Linked DNA regions of Mus musculus: region 1 is linked to region 2. A link is a loop called in an ENCODE intact Hi-C map of the cell type or tissue named here. Cell type or tissue: gastrocnemius. All regions are shown on one strand. Each heading gives the region's core, and the rest is flanking DNA. Links, peaks and the distances in the headings are about the cores only.

Region 1 (11,191 bases), core at 1,724-9,723, 53 kb before region 2:
CTTCTGAAACAATTTTTTTTTCTTTTTTTTTTTTTCTGAGACAGGGTTTCTCTGTGTAGCCCTGGCTGTCCTGGAACTCACTTTGTAGACCAGGCCTGCCTCTCTGCCTCCAGAGTGCTGGGATTAAAGGCGTGTGCCACCACCGCCCGGCCCTATTTATCTATTTTTAATATGTATGAGTGCTATAACCACATGTATGTCTGTGCACCACCTGTGTGTCTGGTGCTGAAGGACGCTAGATGAGGGCACCGAATCATCTAGAACTAACAATTACAGACAATTATGAGTCACCATGTGAGTTCTGGGGACAGAACTCAGGTCATCTGAGTTCAGCTAGTGCTCTTAACCACTGACCCATTTCTCCAGCCCCAGCAGACTGTATTTAAAGAATATTATTACTGTCAATATTGCACAACTCTCTGGGTTCCTTTGCTAATTTTCATTGCATAAAGGTGGTAGCAACAAGATCACTATAAAAATTGATATGGTGGGTACTTCTGGAAGGATAATTTATATCACTATAAATAGTAATATGATGGTTACTTCTGGGAGAATAATTATATCACTAGAAATAGAGATATGGTCATTATTCTTGGAAGAATATTTTTTAAAAGATTTATTCATTTATTTTATGTATATGAGTACACTGTAGCTGTACAGATGGTTGTGAACCATCATGTGGTTGCTGGGAATTGAACTCAAGACCTCTGTTCTCTCTGGCCTAAAGATTTTTATTTATTATTGTATGTAAGTACACTGTAGCTGTCTTCAGACACACCAGAAGAGAGCATCAGATCTCATTACGGATGGTTGTGAGCCACCATGTGGTTGATGGGATTTGAACTCAGGACCTTCGGAAGAACAGTCGTTGCTCTTAACCACTGAGCCATCTCACCAGCCTGGGACTGGCTTTTAAGGTATTATTATGTGCAGTTTCATGTGATGCTAAGGATCTTGAATTAAACAACTTCTATTTTGTTAAGATCAAGATGGAATAAGAATTGTAAATGTTTATAAATAACACAGCTTAAAACATATACAACTTTGGTGTTTTCTTTTCTGAGACATAGAAATTTGGATTTTTTAAAAATAAAAATAATACTGAACAGTTACTGAAGCAAAAACTTCTGTATCAAAAGTCCTATTTCAATAAGCTATAGAGAGGTCATTAGCTGCGTGTGTACCTCAGGGAGCTTCTGGTTTTGTTTCCTGAAACAGTCCTTACATACCCAAAGGTTAGCCAGGCTAGTGGAACACACCTTTAATTCCAATACTCAGAAGGAAGAGGCAGGAGGATCTTTGTGAGTTAAAGGCCAGCCCGATCTACAGAGTGAATTCCAGGACAGCCAGGGATACACAGAGAAAGCCTGTCTCAGAAAAATCAAAATAAACAAACTAAAAAACCAGTCAGTCACCCAAAGCTAACATCATTTTTACCTTCAGCAAGCTCCTCCAGACTTGGCATGTGAAAGGAAAACTCACTGCAAGCCATTCTCCTTCCTCTCAGCAAGGCTGCTCAGACACCGCAGCTGTTGGCTGACCACCACGAGAGCTCACGGGGCACCAGCAGGAACAGTCCCGGCTCTGGAAATGAATGGTGGAGCTCAGTTACTTGATGAAGGCAAAGGCCACAGAGGTTTCATATCCTCAGAGTTCACTTACATAAGGAGGGCAAAGTGCCCCAAGGCCACTCAGAGTTCACACAACTTCCTGCCAGGTCCATGTGAGCAGGGCCGAGGGACCTCTGCCCTACAGGCTGTTCTTTCCTTCTTCCTTTTGATCTATTTTTCTGTTCCCTCCCTCCCTCCTCCCTTTCTTCTTCCTTCCTGGCAGTGTTCAGCTACATCCCAGTCCGGCACTGTTATATGAATCTGCTCTTTATACTTTTTTCCTTTCTGTTCTCATTTCTGTTTGTTTGGTACTGGCATTGAGCCAGGAGCTCAAGTAAGCCAGGGAAGCAGTTTCTCATGGAGTGCTGTACTTAGCCTAGACCTGAGATTTCCTAACAGACGGTCTAGGAATATGGTCTTCAAACAAAATATATGCACTAAGAATTACAAGTAATTAATTAGTTTTACAGTTGTGTGCATGTGTATGTAAATACAATGTGTATACTTCACAGTATTCGATCTCTTAGTCGATACTCTATATTTGACATTTAAGCTAAAAGTTAATTGTCTTAGAGTTATTCCACTGTTTTTTTTTTAAAGATTTATTTATTTATTATATGTAAGTACACTGTAGCTGTCTTCAGACACTCCAGAAGAGGGCGCCAGATCTCAATACGGATGGTTGTGAGCCACCATGTGGTTGCTGGGATTTGAACTCCGGACCTTCGGAAGAGCAGTAGGGTGCTCTTACCCACTGAGCCATCTCACCAGCCCTCCACTGTTTTTAATACTACATTTATTTGTGTTTGTATGTACATGCATGTGTGTGTGTGTATCCTTGTGCATACCTGTAGAGGTCACAGGACAACTTGTAGGAGTTGGTTTCTCCTCCACCGTGTGGATGCCAGGAACTGAACTCAGTCAGGCTTACTGGTAACTAACTTCACCCACTGAGCGATCATGCTGGCCTGACTACCCACCCTTATTATTTTTAAACAGAGTACAAATTTTATTCTAAAAGTAGACCTCAGTAATAACAAAACAACAAAGTCTGGCATTATAATAGTATAACAGGAGTTTGTTTTTTTTTTTTCCCTGAAGCTAAAAAAAAAAAAATCTTATTTCCTTAATTTGAATTATTCCTTTTATCTGTCATATTAATAAGAGAAAATTTTAGTTACCAATTGAAATGGAAACCTATGAATGATTAGATTCTGAAAGTCTTTTTTTACTTTAATTTATAAATAAATATACTTACTTGGTAAGTACTTTTAGCGTTCGATTAATCTGGTAACCTAATCAATCATAATCTTATATTTTCCAAAAATGCATGGCAAAAGCACTTCACAAAAAACCAAGCACATATTCATAGATTGGTACTTATGTCCCTGTTCAGGAAATCAGCCTTATAAGCAAGCTCAGTGACATGGCTAGAGGGAGTCAGGGAAAGAAAAGGAGATGGGCAGGGCGGAGACAGGCAGGGCCAATCACAGCACAGGACAGTCAAATCACTGAGGGCATTCCTGCCTCCCAGAGCACCATGGGAGTAGCTAGCACTCAATATTGTTAATGGAACACCTCCTTAATCAGAATGGTTGGGTTTAAAAGTGCTCACGCAGCAAATGAAAAGTGGGTCCCTCACTTATCCATACCCTGTCTACATAATGGAATTCCTCCAACTCACAGGTCCTGCCTCTGTGTCTCCAGTGAAGCACAATCATAGGTGGCTGACAAGGAAGCCTTGACCTGTGTGCTGAGAGTGGAGCTCAGTCCGGGTGGAAAGCAGTGTGTGCTTTTAACTGCTGAGCCAGTTCTACAGGCTCATGTTTCTTAGGCTTAGGCGTTTTAATAAATTATTTCACTAAAAGTATTTATTTGTGTGTATGCCACAACCCCCATGTGGAGGTCGGAGGACAGCTTGCAGGAGTCAGCTCTCTCTGCACGTAGAACCCCTAAGCCATCTCTGGCCTACGATTTCTATTTTTGACCATACTTTCAGAACATATATCTTCCATGAACGTGCCATTGTACATATTTAGCACCTTATATTTACAGTCTTTCTTTAAAGATATAGGATCCCTACATTGTCTCCACAAATCATCCTCCTGCCTCAGCCTCCAAGGTAGCTGAAATAGGTGACATTTACTTTAGTACTTTACCAAACATTCGTTTTTACTGTCTTTTAATTATTTAACACATATACTCGTGTGTTTCCAATGAAATATAAGTAATTATTGAAAATAGGTCCCAGCTGCTATAATCATACTTGAATTACTCTAAACATATTTTTCAATTGATTGTTTTTAATGGTTTAGAAGTAAAACATGCTAATTTTCTTTGAAATAGTTTAAGACTGATATATCATATACAAATCTAGCTTCCACACTCTTTACCCAGATGCCCCATGTTAACAGTCTATCACACTTTGTACCAGGCGTCCAGAGATATTGCCTAGTATACAGACATGCCCAATCTGCTCAATGAGCAGTGTGTTAATCCAATGCTGATTGCTTGATTTTACTTTATTTTTTGTTGAGATAAGGTTCACTATATGGCCCAGGCTAGTCTGGTACTGTGCTCTTCCTGTTTGGATCCCTTGAGTGCTGGGCCAGTTCGATGTATGTACTACCACACCCAGTCTTAGTATAGCTCAGTATATAGTGAGGAAAATGAAAGCACTTTAGATGATTATACTTGTAGTAGAATAATAGGAATAATAGGAATTCAAATTAGAGTAACACCCCCCTTTTGGAGACAAGATTTTTCTGTCTAGTCCTGTCTGTCCTGTAGAACTCATTCTGTAGACCAGGCTGGCCTCGAACTCACAGAGTACTGGGATTAAAGGCATGTGCTACCACCGCCCAGCAATATCCCTAATTTTATACTTTCTACTTTCTTAAAAGAAAATCAGTTTGTTTTATATTCCTACCAAAATAGAGACAAAGTCTAACCATGGGACTCTCCAGACCGAATAACTGGTTTAGAAATGTACGTTTGTGTAGATGACGGCAGGGGAGAACACGTGTGTGCAGAGGTTGGAGTTGGAATTAGGAGCCAAAGGGAATGGTTTCCATCGATAGTCAGAGCTGCTCCAGCACAGCTTCCAGCCAGATGAAGGCAGATATTTACTTTCCTGATGTAAGTGGTGGGAGCCAATGGCTCAGACACAGGGTAGAGAAACGTGCAGGGGGAGAAACGACACGGAAAGCAACAGGCTAACGGTGACAATCATGCTGAGTGTCATGATTAAGGCCATCCTGTATTCAGAAATTGTCAGGCCCTTTAAAGTCCCTCAAAATTCTCAAATCCATGACAGACATATTGTACTTCTTACTGTACAGAAAAGGAAACAAAATTTATTCAAGATCATTCAGTTGTTACATGGCAGAAACAGGATTCAAAAGCAGGTTCAAGCCAGGCATGGTGGTGCACATGTTTAGCTCCAGCACTGGAGGCAGAGGGCTGTAAAGGCAAGAGGTTCTCTGTGAGGTTAAAGCCAGCCTGGTTTACAAATCAAGTTCCAGGATCGTCAGGGCTACATAAAGAGACATGTGTCAAACAACAGCAGCAACAACAACAAACTCAAAGGCAGGTCTGTAAATCCAGAATGCACCCCACCCTAAGCTGAATCAGCAGTGAAGAAATGGCCCCTTTGGCTGACACCAGGAAGACTTCAGAATAATCCTGCAGCACCAGGAGAAGTGCCCATCTTCCACCTAGAGGGGACTTCTCTCTTCCAAATATATTGCACACAATATATTGCTAATTATTAGGTACTTATGATATACCACACTTTTACGATATACTAGACTAGTAGGGTTCAAGCACAAGGCTGGCTTTACAGCTTTGCAAATAGTTCATTCAGTCACATAGGACCCTATATTCATACTGATCTAACCACACACACAGGTCTTTGTTTGCTTTTTTTGTTTTTATTTTTTTTTCTCCGTGGTGCCATGTACACTAGGCAAGCTCTCTATAATCCAGTTATATCTCTAGGCCAACAACTTTACATTTGAAATGTGTTTGTCTATGAGAACTCAAGGGATAGTAATATCTGCCCTCTCACCACAGATCTTGTCACGCACTCAATAAGGTGTTTGTAATGTTCCCTTACAACTTAGTCCTAGTGGACCTGCATGGGTGCAAAGCCAGAGTCAATGCTGCAGGATTCCACAGACTGTTGGACAGTGTGTGCAGGGGTCAAAAAGTAGAAGGTGCCGGGCGTGGTGGCGCACGCCTTTAATCCCAGCACTCGGGAGGCAGAGGCAGGTGGATTTCTGAGTTCGAGGCCAGCCGGGTCTACAAAGTGCCTTCCAGGACAGCCAGGGCTACACAGAGAAGCCCTGTCTCGAAAACCAAAAAAAAAAAAAAAAAAAAGTAGGAGGCAAGTGAGGACACAGGGACAGTACAGAAATCCATAACACATGCCACCCTTAGTCTGACAGAGAGCTTGGCACACTGCGGGCTCAGTCACCACAACAAATCGACGCTCACCTGGCCCGCAGTGTCCTCCCACTTGCAGGAAGGCCTTCTTTCCACTCAGGTTCGAACACAGGTTTAGTCTCCTGCCAGTCTTTTCTGATAGCTCTAGGCCAAGGGAGAGCCGGGGTACCGCCCCTCCCGGAGGCCCGCCCACCACACGCACAGCCACGCCCACCAACGTGTACTCACGCGAGATTTCGTCCTTGTCCTAGTCCGGCTGCTGGGCGCCGGGAGCGCTCTTTTCGACGCGGCGGAAGAGGTAAGCGGTTGTTCACTGTGGCCGCTCAGGTCTGCTGCGGGCGACGGGGCCGCAGGGCGGGGTTCTTTGGGCTGCGGTCCGCGCGGAAACGGCGCTCTTGTAGGGCCAGAGCAGCGGGCCGGAATCCCGCCATCCGCAGGCCGCACGAGGCTCCGGGTCGCTGTTGGGAGAGGCCGAGGTGTTCTGGGCCTGGAGGGCGTTTTTAGTGCCGTGTAAGGGGTCGCGTGCTGCCTGCGCACATCTCTTAGGTTACGTTCCGAAAGGGTCTTGCAGCGGGCCCACGGCGCATAGTCGACGCAGCTCACCACGTGGCCTCCAAAGCTTGTAGTCTCGGAACTGTAAAGTAGCGTACAGGTGGGAGTGATTCCTAGGAATTATCTTTGATTTACTCACAGGCATATCGTTGGGGCGACCGGGTCAACCTTAAATTTCAGTTTTGGTGGGTTAATTTAAAAAAGCAATTCATGTAGCGGGCATTTTGCAATCTAAGGTCGTAGTCACCCTGTTTTTCTTATCCTCGAAAGTTGTGATTATTTTTAGTTCTAGGATTTTGTGTAGCCTAGGAAAACTGTAGTCTTTTCTCCTTTAGTACATATGGCCGTTTTGCCTGCCTAATATTTCTACACCACGTGCACGCAGTGCTCACAGAGCCCAGAAGAGGACATCGAATCTCTTAGGACTGCTTACAGCTATTTTTAGGCTGGCATGTGAGTTCTGGGAGTCTCATCTTAGTCCATTGACAGTATTCTATTCATTTCTTTTTTGGGGGGGGAGGTTTCGAGACAGGGTTTCTCTTTATAGCCCTGGCTGTCCAGGAACTCACTTTTTAGACCAGGCTGGCCTCGAACTCAGAAATCCTGCCTCTGCCTCCCGAGTGCTGGGATTAAAGGCGTGCGCCACCACGCCCGGCCATTGACAGTATACTTAACTGCTAGGCTATCGTCTCAGCCATAATCTAAAGGTTCTTTTACACGTTGTTAGGATTACAGGCCTGTGACCATTTGATCAGTAGTGATTTTTGAGCCACTATCGCCATATCCCAACTACCCGAACTCTGTTTCAGTGTCGAGTTCGCAGCCCAGATTGGAATTAGAAATGCTACTGTGAGGCTAGGTGGTGGTTAAAGCCATGTCGGGTTTTGGGGGTAGATTTAGTGAGAAAACAAACTGCATTGGAATGTGGCTTCTTGTTTTCACTCACATATTTAAAGAAAACTATGCCATATGTGTGAGGGTACTCTGGAAGACAAAAGATCACTAACAGGGAGCTGGAGTTAACAGGAGATTGTGAGCAACCCGATGTGGATACTGGAAACAAGCCCACTCAGAGGCTTTAAAGTAGATATAAAATGTACTATCCATAGGGATTTTACAGAAATTCACACAGTGGGAAGGAGTATGCTGAACTTAGACTGCTGGTACATCATTGAAATCTGTGATTGCAGAAAATTGGGAAAGGCCGCGAAAAGTGATGGCTCAATCAGAAGTGAATTCTGTCTGTGTGGCATCGGATAGAGCTGGAGATACTGGAGACCAAAGGTAAGGTAGCTTTTGTGGGTAAACTAGAGATTCAGTCCAAATGTTCAATTTATTTTTGAGACATCTCAGTAGATAGAGCCATGGCTGCCCTCACCCAGGTAATCCTGCCCATCTACCTCTCAAGAGTTGGGATTAAAGGCATGTTACCACACCCTGCACTCCAGCAAGTTATTTGTAATGCTTGTACTTAAAATAGATAGAGAGAACCTCAATTAGCATTTATATTAGCTTGACAGTTTGATTAAAACTGTATAATTCTACCAACCTGAACATGTAGGAATGGAACATAGTTTATTTTTTCCAAGAAAACTACATTTGGGGGGCTAGTTCTGGTTTTATTGGCCCATTTTTGTTTAGTAGGTAGATAGTGGAAGCTTTAGTGATTAAGTGGTGCTTTTGAAAGTTAAAACTGAACATTTTAACCAACTGTCTTGTTTTAGATATAATAGTAAGTACTAGTGGTTAACTGGTACTGAATCTATTCTAAAATGCTGGGTATGATTTTAGGGGGTTGATCTTTGAAGAAATGCACTTTGAAATTTTAACATGGTTTTTAGGTTTGTCATGCTTTTGTCTGGTGTTCTAAGGGCAGTAAAGGCTGTTGGAGCTGTGAACTGAAGGAATGCATGATTGGGAGCATGGCCTTGAAACTCGGGGAGGATTATAGCTAATGATAACTGATGCAGTTTCATTTTTGTTTTAGTGATGACTCCTCTGATGGCAGCTTATTTAAAACTCAGTGTGCTCCTTCACCTATACAAAAGCAAAGACACCCTACTGTGAAACGTGTTACTTTACCTGCAAGTGTTGAAACAGATTCATCAAGTGACTCTTCTATAGAACCAAGGCCTCTGACTTTAAAGGCTATTTTTGAAAGATTTAAAAAAAAGAAACGGAAAAAGAGGAAAAAGAGAAAATATGAGCCAAAATTAAGACCAAGAGGAAGACCAAGAGGAAAACCATCGGGAACGAGGATCACTAGAAGGTCGCAAATAGATGCAAAACAAATTAAAGACAAAGGAGCTGTGTTTCCATTCTTAGAATCTGAGAGTGGAAGAAAACCTTTACCTTGGAAGAAAATTTTAACATATGAGGTGAGTTTTTTTTTTAAATGTAGGTGAATACATTAGGTAAGATTGAATGGTTTGTTGGCCATTCTTAATTGTTTGAGGGACACCTGAAACAGATTGTTACTTTTAACAATAGTGACATCCATATAAAGTGCTCCAATTTTCATCTCTTGCATCACTAGAGAAATGTGCACAAGCATATTTATCAGTGTGCACACAGATTTATGGAGTTGTACTCCAGCTGGGTCCCTTGAGGTCCCTTATATTATCTCTAGACTATTCTGAAGCACACCACACCCAGCTTGCTTTCAGCAGTAGTCAATCCTTTGAGTACAGGCGAGAGAGAAGGTATGGTACCATTTAAGGCCCACTTTTAGAAGTCCCAGGAAGGGCTGGAGAATAGGACCATGAAGGAAGCTGCTGGTCCTGGGCATTGTTAGCCTAGGACCTCTTGCTCAGAATGGTAACACCCACCCACAATCTAGGCAATCATACAAAGATCCTCTGTTGAGGATCCCTTCTAGGGTAATTCAGAGCTATGCCAAATTGACAGTTAAAAGTTAACTAGTCAAGGGCTAGAGAGAAAAACCCAAGTACCCAGATACTACTTAGGTTTCTCAAATGTTTGAGTATTAACTGTTGAATGGTTGCAAGTGGTCGGAAAATGTAATCAGTGATTAATGTCTACTTTGTATTTATTTGTGTATGCACGTGCAGACATGGCAGAGCTTGCCAGTTTGGGTTGTCTTCCTATTCACCTTGTTCTTATTGTCTTTACTACCCAAGTCTGGAATTACAGTAGAACCATCATGCACATAACATTTACGTGGTTTCTGTGCTCTCACATCTGGTCCTTTTGATGAACGGCAAGCCATTGTTTATTTAGCCTCTTGGTACAGTTTCAAACTTGATTATAATTAGTATATGATGTTTTAATATTTAAGGAATTGTGTGTTCTAACTTGCAGCAAGCTGTTGCAAGAGGATTTTTTCACCACATTGAAAAACTCAAGTATGAACACCACCTTAAGGAATGCTTGAAGCAAATGCATGCTGGGGAAGATTTAGAAAAGGAAGACCTTGACAGTCGGAGGCACAAATACATGGATGATGATGGTTCACTTTCTCCTATTGAAGAGCCATTGTAAGTTGGATCTTGAAGGGCAATTTATGGGGTTTGTCATATTTAAGCTAATTTAAAGACAGTCTCACTACTGTACAGCTTTGGCTAGGGTTGAACTCATTTACCTGCCTCTCAAGTGCTGGGGTGGGTGTGCCATCTATAAAATGAAGATCCTATAAAATTCTTCAGTAGTAATCGTAACTTCTAGTCCATTTAAGATTGTTTAATCTGAGGTAATGTGCACAGGACATCAGCTTTGGGAGGATTATTTTTCTTTGACTATAGGTTTCAATGGTATCAGAATACTAGGTAAGATTTGTGACACATTCCATTTAATGTTACAGAACTGAAGATGAAGCAACAAATCCTCAGGCTGAATGTGATATCAAGTTGGTTGTAAGTGGCTGATTTTTATTGTTTCATTTACAGAATGTACAAGTTGTATACTATTGAATTTTTGTTTAAGAGTGGAACTACTATTTAGGCTATTTGATAACCAAGGATTTTTTTTTTTTTTTGTGACTCTTCCTCTTAGTCCCAAGTGTTGGGGTCTGAAGCCTTGTCCACATTTATATTTATGCCAAGGTATCATACTGCTGAGTTATAACGCTAGCTTTGAATATTTGTAGGATATTGAGGCCAGAGGTTAGACTGGCCTCTTGAGACCTCAAACCAGTGGATTAACCTACCAGCATGGTCTTTGCTCCTGCTATTGGCTTACAAAATGTGTATCTCTGCCTGGCTCCAGTCTTAAGATTTTTTTTTTTAAACTCAGTATTATGTTTTGTTTGCATGTAAGTATACCAGGTGTATGCCTGGTGCCTGGAACTGGTAGGTGCAAGGAATTGAATCTTAGTCTTAATTAAGAGAAGAAGCCAGTGGGCTGGTGAGATGGCTCAGTGGGTAAGAGCACCCGACTGCTCTTCCGTAGGTCCAGAGTTCAAATCCCAGCAACCACATGGTGGCTCACAACCATCCGTAACAAGATCTGACTCCCTCTTCTGGTGTGTCTGAAGACAGCTACAGTGTACTTACATATAATAATAAATAAATCTTTAAAAAAAACAAATAAAAAACATTCAATTTAATATGTAAATGTTAATTGTT
Region 2 (11,191 bases), core at 1,153-9,152:
GAGAAAAAAAAGGGAAAGACTATTTAGAAAATTTTTATTGCATTCATTTGTGTGTGTGTGTGTGTGTGTGTGTGTGTGTGTGTGGTACAGCACAGGAGCCAGAAGACAACCTGCGTGAGGGTCCCTACTTGAGGACCTGGACTGCCAAGCTTGACAGTATTACCTACTCAGCCATCTCAGCAGCCCTCAAAGGTATTTCTAAAATTACTTAATCAAATCTTGTGGAGCTGGAGAAATGGCTCAGTGTTTAAGAGCACTGACTGCTCTTCTAGAGGTCCTGAGTTCAAATCCCAGCAACCACATGGTAGCTCACAACCATCTGTAATGGGATCTGATGCCCTCTTCTACTGTGTCTGAAGTCAGCTACAGTGTACCCATATAAATAAATCTTTAAAAAAAAATCTTGTTTCATCTCCCCTCCCTCTAATAACCCATAAGATGCTAAGAATAAGGTGATTTCACAAGTTTCACAGTTAAGGTTCGATGAGAGCCCCCTCTCTGGAGCACATCGCCTCTGATTCTAGGTGGAATCTATTTCATGACTCACACAAGCTTTAGACTGCTAGAAAGGGAAATCTAAACTGTCCTAACAAATTTGTCTTAAGACACTCATGTCAGTAAGTCTGTTTCATCTTCCCAATAGTCTTTTCCAAATTCTTCTTGAGCTTCCTTTCCTAATGCTCACCAACTATGTACCACTGAGAAATGGGACAGATTTTAACAGCCAGAAATTGAGGAGGATTTCTGCAAATAACGTCTTCTGGACATAAGGTAAGTGTTGAGGCATGGATCTTGCTGACACAAGATCAAGTAAGTCAGCCCTCCTGAGCGGAGGGAGGGCTCATGAGACCCCACCCTCACTACAGAGCTATTGGGAGCTGACAGCTGCTGGGGGACAGTTCTCTTCAGCAATATGGTCCCACAGTAAACTGCCCATGCTCCAATGGATGGCACAATGCAAAAGCAGGAAGAATTAAACGAACTTTGGGTTATTTAAAAAAAAAAGACTGAAATAGGGAAAATATGAAAGTTGGAGAGAAAATGGAGAAGAGAGGGGTGAATAATGATCTAGATATAGTCTATCCACATATGCAATTATCAAAGAATAAAACAATTCTAAAAAATAGATAGTTAAATAACTGATTTCCAATACTTGAGTTAAGCAATATCTTTCAATTCTTCTCAAATCTACTTACCAGCTTATTTTTCAAATATAAATAAGCAAGAACCAGGACTCTTTCAAGGACAGAAAAAGCTTGTAAATGAACTTTGTTTATAACAATCTAATCCAAAATATATGAATGTTTTAAGGAAGACAAAAAACTCCAAGTAAATGATACCTGCAGCAATCTTAGTTTTCGTCTTCTTTCATAATCTTCCTTCAAAATGAAGGCTTCTTCACTAGGGCTCAATCTCAGCTTTGTATTCATTCCCTTTCTTTTCATTTCTGAGTATGTTAAATATAAAGGATCTGAATTGAGGAGAAATAAACAGATGAGTGCCTATGAAATATATTACTGAAATATGGTAACAAAATGATTTTAAAACTTCATGTTAATATTTTCAATATTTAAAGGGTAATCTATATTTACTGTATACAGGTAAACTAAGTCCAACTTAGTTATAGTTCTGAATCTGCTCTTTAGTTCACTGGTTGTCAGTTGGATGAGGAAAATGAAGAGTGGGGAGAACTCACAGATTCGCCCCCATCTATACCTGACTGACAATAGTTCAGACCTTTTTTCCCTGTCTTGGCATTTCCATACTTTATTAAGCACTTAAAAGATGTATTGGCATCAAACAAATGTTTTCACAAGTACAACTTAACACTGATAACCTGTACCTAATAAAAATAAAAAGGTAACTTTAGGGGTCCCTGGGTTGCTGTACATAATTTGATCTCTTAGCACCATTAAATCTCATGGAATATTATCAATTCCATGGGCTTCGTTTAAAATATCCCTCAACAATTACAAACATGTTGTATTAGTTAGGGTTCTATTGTTTCAATAAAACACCATGACCAAAAGCAACTTGGGAATAAAGGGTTTATTTCAGCTTGTATATCACAGTCCATCAGTAAGGGAAGTCAGGGCAGGAACTCAAATGGCAGAAACATGGAAGCAAGGAGCTGATACAGAGGATCTGTCTGCATGGTAATGTGCTGGTCATTGGCTCACTCCAACTACTTTCTTATCCCATCCAGCATGACCTGCCCAAGGACGGCACCGCATACAATAGGTCTGGCCCTTCCACATTAATAATTTATCAAGAAATTGTATTACAGATATGACTATAGGCAGATGTTATGTAAGCATGTTTTAATTGAATGTTCTCTCAGTGACTCTAACCTGTGTCAAGGAGATATAAAAGTTAACAGGATACTTTTTTTTGGATGACCATTTTTAAAAATCCCTATGGGATAATTATAATGGCTTAAGTACTTAGATTCCTGGGTCTCCTCTTCTATTGCTAAGGCTGGGTGCTGCTGATATCCCCCTTAGACCTTCCTCCTGTCTCTGCAGTGCTGGGATGGAACTCCAGGCTTTGCACATACATGCTCATGTTTCCACTGCACTACAATCCCACTCCTCTTCTCTAGAACTTAAGAGTTTTCTTTAACATGCTCCTATCTAGAGGAATGTGCTCTGTGAAAACTGGTGTCATTTGAAACTCTTTCCAAGTAATTCTGCTATCAACCTGTTCCTAGCACAGCATGCCACGATCTTAACTGAGATGAGTGCACATCTCCCTGGTCTCTTTACAGTGATGAGGCAGGCAAATGTATTACTGGATATTTACTGCTAGCTTGAGCTCAGATGCTGCTAAGGAGCTGTCCTCTATGAATGACCTTCACATATGCATCTCACCTAGACTAGAGACTATTTATATTCATATAGGGATAGCTTTTCCTTTAGCTTTTCATTATTACTCGTCTTTTGTAGACAGGGTCTTAATAACTGAGTGATAGTAGCTATAGTTTTAAAAACTCTTAATGCTCAAATATAACAACTTAAAAATACTGTTTCAATGAGCTGCTTGGGTCACCTGGTAGAAACTACACCCCCACCCCCTTTTTTTTTCTTTTTTTGAGACAGGGTTTCTCTGTATAGCCCTGGCTGTCCTGGAACTCACTCTGTAGACTAGGCTGGCCTCAAACTCAGAAATCCGCCTGCCTCTGCCTCCCGAGTGCTGGGATTAAAGGCGTGCGCCACCATGCCCAGCTTGAAACCATTCCTTTTCACAGAGAATTCTTTATCACAATTGTGGTCAGGACAAGTATGATCTTATTCATCACCTCATCTCTTTTGTCTAAAAAACTGTCTTGCATCTTATAAATAATTCAGCGTGGACTGAACGAGAAAGTGACTAATCCATATACAGTACTACATGGCAGACCCAGTCATGACTTCATCGAAGAACAAATGTCAAACAGTAGTAATTGCTTGAATTGAAAACCTTTTCCGCACTCGGGAGGCAGAGGCAGGTGGATTTCTGAGTTTGAGGCCAGCCTGGTCTACAGAGTGAGTTCCAGGACAGCCAGGGCTACACAGAGAAACCCTGTCTCGGAAAACAAAACAAAACAAAAAAAGCCTTTTCCAATACACTCCACTGAATTCTTAAGAAAATACTCCTGAGGATGGTTGAGGCTCCAAGAGAGGAACATTTTAAGTTGTCCTCCATAGGAGACAAGTATTCCTCCTGCATCTATTAAGTAGAATCCTGTTACCTGGCTTGTTCACTAGTCATTTCTACCCATGTGGACTCTTCAAGTTCTGTGTTTTAAGTGTCCAATAATGATGGACACAGTAGGGCTTATCTTGATAGATTTCCTTCTAAGGATTAGGCAGTATCTGACACACAGTAACCAAAAAATTAATAGATGTGGATGCAAGAGCCATTCATTAGCAAAAGGCAGAAGCCAAGTTTCAAATCCCTTGGGCCTTGTTAACTTTATTCCGTGTAAGGGGGTAATAGCCACCACACGTGGCTGTACTATATGTACGTGTGGCTTAATTACTACCCAACCGCCGAACACATTCTAATGTAAGACTGACGACAACCATTCGCTGCTGTAGGGTTTATTGCCTAGGCTGGTCTTGAACACGAGGCATTTCTCCTGCCTCAGCACTGCCTTGCATGTGCTGGGATTACAGGGTGAACTAACACTCTCGAATGAGACTGCCATTTTTTTCATAGCTTGAGTGTAGGAAGAGTACCAGAAGAGCTACGGGTGGCGGATGCCTCAGAAAGGCCGAGCTCTCTGTAGGGCCGGCCTCGGGGCGGTTTAAAGGGCCGGAAGGTTCGCCAGCCTGCTCGCGGCCAGCCAGAAGAACCCTGGCGGGCCTCCGTCACTCACCTGACAGCGTGTGTGGTCTGGCCTCACGACACACAGGCACCCGCACCCGGCCGGCTACCCAGCAGCCGTTTGGGTACCTGCGGGACAGCCATGACCCGGCTCTCGTCACTTCCGTCATTCAAACGGCCCGCCAATGGCGGGATCGGACGGCGGGAACCAGCTTAGGACCGCCTCCGCAGGGGCCGCCCGGAAGGCCGCGCCGTGCCAAGCCCCCGCCCACCTCCAGCTCGGCGCACGCGCAGCCCCGCCCACGTGCACGCACGCACGCACGCACGCGCAGCTTGCGCAACGGGCCATTATCCCTCTCAACTGTCAGGGTCTTGTCCCACTTGCTCTGTGGTGTTTTGTCGCCGGCAGTCAATCCTGGGTCGGGTTCAGAACATGAAGGAGGATGTGTGGAATCGGCGGAAGACTTGGACCAGGAAGTGCAGTTCACATACTATACTCTGACACCGAGACAACTCAGACTACCTTTATTTATACATCTAGTTTTCCACGTCTCTTTTAAGAACTTCCTATGTTCAACCAAGTGCACACTGTACTTCCTTCTCAGTCGCCACGGTTTCCTGCTAACCCATGAACAGTATCAAGAAAGATGAAATATAGATTGAGCACGTGGCTAATATCTAACCCAGCACATTGATACATAACCAATTGAGGATACAGTACAGAGAGGCGATAAACTACATACCCGAGAAATTCTGATTTAATTATTGACACCTAGCCTGTCCCCTTAGGAAATCTCATTCCTCTAGTGCCCAGGGCAAATTAGTAAACCGAGTCAGTTGCTCATCCTTGCTTGGTGTAACCTCTGAATATTCCTGTTAAGTCTTGGAACCAACAATCCAGAAAGACCTTCTTAAGCTTTTAATACCCATGTAACTATTGTTTGGAACAGCACTGTAGGGCAAATTGTTGGAACTAAGTAACCATAAGGAGAGAACATCTGGATGTTAGCTGGTGTACACAGACTAGGCCCTCTTGTTGACCAACCGCATCATTATTAACAAACACAGGAGTAGTGGTCTATTCCACTTTCATGGCCTCAGAGACAAATAGGAATGAATCACAGTCCAAACTTTCTGATTCTAGAGAAACATCTGTCACAAACAAAGTAAAAGCAAATACTTCCAATAACAAAGTCAAACACACAAATGCAAGGCAAAAGCGAACCAAGCATTCCTTGGGGAAAGGCCAGGAGATTCTGTTCCAATATCCCATAGGTCTTTGCCATGTGGGGACCCAACTCCTCAGGCCTTGCCATAAGGAGATCCATCTGCATTAAACTCATGCACCATTCCCAGCAGAGGCATGTTCACTTGGTCGCAAGTCTGGAAGAAGAGGTGTAGCAAGCACTTTTGGTTCAGTTGCCTGACACCCCTCTGTCATTTGCTGACCTGATGACTGGACAGCTCTACCCAGCTGGCGTCTTGGGCAGAAAGTACTCAAGTGGAAATCTGAGCTTGAGACATGTTCTGTTTTGAATAGGAAACCAGGAGGGATCAGAGCAAGCTCAGTAGGGTGAGAGAGTGTCAGCCTATACATTGTGGGGGAACACTCTCATAGAAGCAGGGGGATGGAGGATGAGATAGGGGTTTTCGGGGGTGGGAGGACTGGGAAAGGAGATAACATTGGAAATTTAAAGAAAATATTCAATAAAAATAAAATTTTTAAAAAATTGCCGCATTTTATTGGTTATATACGAGGGCCAGCCCAATTCAAGTTAGGAGGAAGTTATCTCTATGAGAGATGCTGTGGGCAGCTTAATCCACTGTGGTGTCCTTAGTTATACTTGGCCTGCCCTCTTCCCATGGTCCATGGAGACCCAACGATTAAGGCATGTGAAGGCAGTTTGCATATTTTTTAAAAGTATAAGATTATCTGCTTAGGCTTCTTTCTTAAGAACTTTGCCGTTTGATACAGACCCAGCACCCCAGGTCACAGAGGTATGGCCAAGACCAGGCCATTGCAACCCTCTAGCTCGCTTGCTATTGTGATGGGCATATGACCTAAAGTGGGTAAACCACAGTATTTTGCAGTAATTGTTCTTGGAATCAATAAAAATGAACACGTTCTTTTTTTAGTTCAAACTAGAATATGAATCTGAGAATCAGGTGACAACACAAGCTGATCTGAAAGCACAAGTGTGACATACACCAGAGAGCACAAAGAGGTAACTCTGTGTACACCTGTTCACTTGTATTTTCTGACAGGAACTCTGAATTTAAGATGCTTTCAATATGGAGTTCTGTGTTTTCTAAATTAAAAGAGGCTGAAGTTTTGTTTGTGAGACTTGATCTCACTGAATGCTCTGGAACTTGACATAAAGATAGGCTGACCTTGAACTCACAGAGATCCTCTGCCTCTATGTTCCTAATGCTGTGATTAAAGGCATGTGCCATCCTGACTTGTGAGGCTATAGATTTATCTCTGTAGACATGATATCTGGTATCATGGGGGATAAAACAAAGTAATGTTTAATACGTTGGCTCTAGAGTCCAACTTTTTGGTTGTAAATTTCTAGTTTACCAACTCTGACTCTGTGCTAATTCCTGAACTTCCCCTAGAAGTCAGTTTTATCAACTCAGATGTAGTAAAACTGTTCCAAAGGTGGCTGTGAGATTTAAAGCTGTTAGGACAATGCCTGGCACAAAGTACATGACATGTGCTACTTTCTACATTTTGATTTTTAATACATTCTTTCATAAATCTTGTTTTGGAGACAGGGTCTCTCTATGTGGTCCTGGCTGTCTTGAAACTTGCTGTGTAGACAAAGCTGGCCTTGAACTCACAGAGATCTGCCTCCCTCTGCCATCTGAGTGCTGGGATTAAAGGCATGGCCACCACATCCCATAATACTTTGTTTTTGACTGAAGAAAACTGAAAATGGACTTTTAAATATGTGTTTTAAGACTCTGGTTTTGATTTTAATTATGTCTTTGAACTTTAGAGATGTAGAGAAGGTAGATATGCTTAGATTCTAATGTTGTCCACCCATTGGGAATGAGTGTGTGTGTGTGTGTCTTTGAACACAAGTGTGCACATGCATATGTGTGTGCACATGTTTGGAAGTCAGAGGTTAGTGCCAGATGTTTTTTTCTATGACTCTTCATCTTGTCTTTTGTAACAAAGTCTTTCACTGATCCCAGAGCTAGATTGAGTGGTAGTAAGACTAACAGATCTTAAGGGATATACCTGTCTCCAAACATCCACTCCCTGTACCCACAACACCACCATGCCTTGTTTTTACATGTGTGCTGTGGATATGAACATAGTTACTCAGAGATACTTTATTCATTGGACCATTTACCTGGCCTTGGAGTAAACAATCACTGCTGGTCAGAGGAAGCATTGTGACATTAGTGTGGCTAGTTTTTGTGTTTGTTGCTTCTCTTAAGAATATAGCTGAAGTCAAGTCAGCTTGGAGCATTGGTTACTTTAGCATCATGTGGCCACAGAACCTGGAAGGCACAACTTAATGGAGGGAAGAAAGATTTATTCTACCTTACAGTTTTAGAGGTCTTCAGTCCATCCCAGCAGAGAAAACAAGAAGCAGTTCCTATCTTGGTGGACAGGAAGAAGAGAGAGTAAAATGGGAACAAGTCCAGGATGATATTCTCTCAAGGTCAATGATCAACACCTTCAAACGAGGCCCCACTATCAAAAGTTCCCAGCTAGCACCACCACGTAGAGTGCAAGCTCTGCCAGGCTGACACCGAGGAGACAATGCATTCAAGTCACAGCACAAGTTTCACATACAAGAGAATGAAGAGATAGCTTCATAGCTCTGAGTTCACTTTAATCTCTTACCATATCTGGGGAAAACCCCTAACATTTAAGTGGGGGGAGTCCTCAGAGTCTTATGTATAAAATCAAAAGAGTGTCCTGTGGTGTGCACTCCTGTAATCGTGGCACTCAGGACTCAGAGGCAGGAGAATCACCACAAGTTTGAAGTAGTCTAAGGTACATAGCCAGTTCCTGGCCAACTAAGGATGTGCAGTGAGATGCCTATTCATCAAACAACTAAAAAAAAAAGAAAAAAAAGAAAAGAAAAGAATATCTTTCAGGAACAGAAGCAGCCTGCCACTCTGGCTCTCCAGATATTAGCACCACAAGTGGCAGTTCAATGGTGGTGAGACTGGATATGCAAGAAAAGATGGGCTTAGACACTTCCAAACTACAAGTACCATTTCAAAGCCATGGCACAGGGCCTTTACTCAAGGAAGAAATGAGAAGCATGAGCTAGAGAGATGGCTCAGCAGTTAAGAGCACTTGCTCTTCTTGCAGAGAACCCAGGTTCCATTCCCAGCACCCACGTGGTGGTTCCCAACCATTCCTAACTCCAGTTCCCCCTTCTGACCTCTGCAGGCTCCATGGATACATGTGCTACAGATACAAAATGTAGACAAAACACATAAATTAAAAAAAAATGAGAACCACTTTTCCATCATTTAAGTCTCTTTGGCGTATCATTCCTATGACATGCATTAAGACCATTGATTCTAAGCTGTTGGGTACATGCTTACAAAGACAGGGAAGTCTAGACAAAAAAAGGAAAAAGATAATTTACAACCTAGAAGAGTATACAGTCAAATGGGGCTGAGTAGAGTCAGCATTAGTTTTGCTGCTGGATTCAGGTGTATGAACACTTGCTTTAGCTGAAAGTACCTTCTCTGAAGCTCTCGGGGATAAAAGTATGAACTTTTGCTGAACACACCTGCGCCAGAAATTCCCATGCCATCTAACAGCATCCGTAAAGGCAACATTTTAAAGTCTCGAGCCGTGAGGCTGGAGAGATGGCTCAGTGGTTTTCATCATTTGTTGTCCATAGTGAAGTTCAGGCTTCCATATCCAGCTTTCACTCACAGGGTGTCTCTCAGCCGTCTGTAAGTCTAGCTCCAGGTGATCCAACACTCTCTTCTGGCTTCAGTGGAACACACATCCCTGCAAGCAAAATATCCATACATATAAAATAAATAAATAAATAAATAAATAAATAAAAATACGCTCAAACTGTAAATCCAAATAGACTGCAACCATCTTATTTAGAAGCATAATTATAAAAGACCACAGTATGATTTGTCCACCATTACCGACCCAAGGCAGGCAACATCCATTCTAGCATTTCTACTGCTACCATCTGACTCACTTCCATTTGTCTCATGAGAAACAATCCTGTTTGTGTAGCATTCTTCATCTAAAATTATCTCCAAAGTGAGGCTAGAAAACACAATGTGAAATCATAGTACTTGGGAGGCAGAGGCAGGAAAATTGTATTTTGAAGCCATTTGGGCTGTGCCAAGCCACCCTGCTCTATATAGTGAGAGACCCTGCTCCAAATTACCAGGATACAATTCATAGACCACAGGAAGCTCAATAAGAAGGAAGACCAAAGTGTGGGTCCTTCTTAAAAGGAGAACAAAATACTCACAGAAGCAAATATGGAGGTCAAGTGTAGAGCAGAGACTAAAGGTCACCCAGAGTTTGTCCCCCCTGGGGATTCATCCCATACACAGTTACCAAACCCAGACACTATTGTGGATACCAAGAAATGCATGCTAAAAGGGGCCTGATATGACTGTCTCCTGAGAGGCCCTGCCAGAGGCAGATGTTAGCAGCCAACCATTGAACTGAGCACGGGATCTCTAATAGGATTTTGAGAAGGGACTGAAGGAGTTGAAGAGGTTTGCAACCCCATAGGAAGAACAGCAATATCAATCAAATAGACTGCCCAGAATTCCCAGAGACTAAGCCATCAACAAAGGAGTACACATGGCTCCAGCTGCATATATAGCAGAGGATGGCCTTGTCAGGCATCAGTGGGAGGAGAGGTCCTTGGTCCTATGAAGGCTCGATAGATGCCCCAGTGTAGGGGAATCTAGGGTGGGGAGGTGGAAGTGGGTGGGTGGGTGGAAGAACACCCTCATAGAAGCAGGGAGAGGGAGGATGTGATAGGGTGTTTTCGGGAGGGAGGAAAACTGGGAAAGGGGATAACATTTGAAATGTAAATAAAGAAAATATCCAGTAAAAAAATAAGAACAACAAAATACACCAGCAGCAAAATTATTTTCCTTGCCCATGAGCATAGCAATACCTTATACACATTTAAACAGTTGCTGATTAAAGTGTTGCCCAGGCCAGCAGTAGTAGAGACACCAGGAGATGGTTGAAAAGTCAGGCTCTCACATCCTGCTTTGATTTGCTGGACCAAATCTGAATTTTACATGTTTGTTTGATTTTTTTTTTTTGAAGTGGTAGGTATTAAACTGAGGGCCTCATGAATGCTAGACAAGTACACTTCAAGCTCTCAGAATCTTTATTTCAAATAGATCTACCAATCATTTACAGCACTTTAATGTTTGAGAAGTCCTGACACATGCAAAACCCCACAGTAAGTGATAAGCCTCTGTGTTATTACATACATTAGGATTAATAGATGAAAATATGTCATTGTGTTTCCAGCCACAGTGGTAATTCTTTAATTGGATTATGGCAGATTCCTTAGTACCTGTCTCTTCTTTCCAGATCTAACTCCTAGAGTCCTTCCAGCCTCTCAATGTTATCCACCACACACTGTCCCACTCTGATGTGATAAAGCTTTGGTTCTAAGAGTGTGGTGGTTTGAACATGCTTGGCCCAGGGAGTGGCACTATTAGGAGGTGTGGCCTTGTAGAGTAGGCGTGGCCTTGTTGGAGGAAGTGTGTCACTATGGGGGTGGGCTTTGAGACCCTTCTCCTAGCTGCCTGGAAACAGTCTGCTCCTGGTTTCCTCTGGATGAAGATGTAGAACTCTCAGTTCCTCCAGTGCTATGCCTGCCTGGACGCTGCTGTG

What was found. Peaks named below come from ENCODE experiments on the same cell type or tissue, not always from the same donor. Only the 100,000 strongest peaks of a DNase experiment are listed, where the experiment ranks them.
Region 1: it touches region 2 in a loop (2.9-fold over the local background); 5 of 42 quality-filtered maps call a loop at or near these places.

What each region holds. Positions count from the first base shown.
Region 1 is chr9:15,299,930-15,311,120 of GRCm38, forward strand. 4931406C07Rik (RIKEN cDNA 4931406C07 gene) reads right to left here and starts at 6,238. Exons shown (of 9, transcript NM_001199485.1): 1 at 6,108-6,238; 2 at 1,438-1,584. The coding sequence starts at 1,492. It overlaps Taf1d (TATA-box binding protein associated factor, RNA polymerase I, D), which reads left to right and starts at 6,285. Exons shown (of 7, transcript NM_029248.2): 1 at 6,285-6,354; 2 at 7,799-7,892; 3 at 8,596-8,986; 4 at 9,930-10,105; 5 at 10,429-10,480. The coding sequence starts at 7,825. In gastrocnemius, for the core only: a CTCF peak has its summit at 2,277 (motif pointing right); DNase peaks (open chromatin) are centred at 5,837, 6,273 and 7,212; H3K4me3 peaks cover 2,649 bases; H3K27ac peaks cover 2,398 bases.
Region 2 is chr9:15,353,266-15,364,456 of GRCm38, forward strand. Cep295 (centrosomal protein 295) reads right to left here and starts at 4,523. Exons shown (of 27, transcript NM_176976.4): 1 at 4,361-4,523; 2 at 1,341-1,471. The coding sequence starts at 4,478. In gastrocnemius, for the core only: no CTCF peak of the experiment used is centred there; a DNase peak (open chromatin) is centred at 4,540; H3K4me3 peaks cover 1,533 bases; H3K27ac peaks cover 1,276 bases.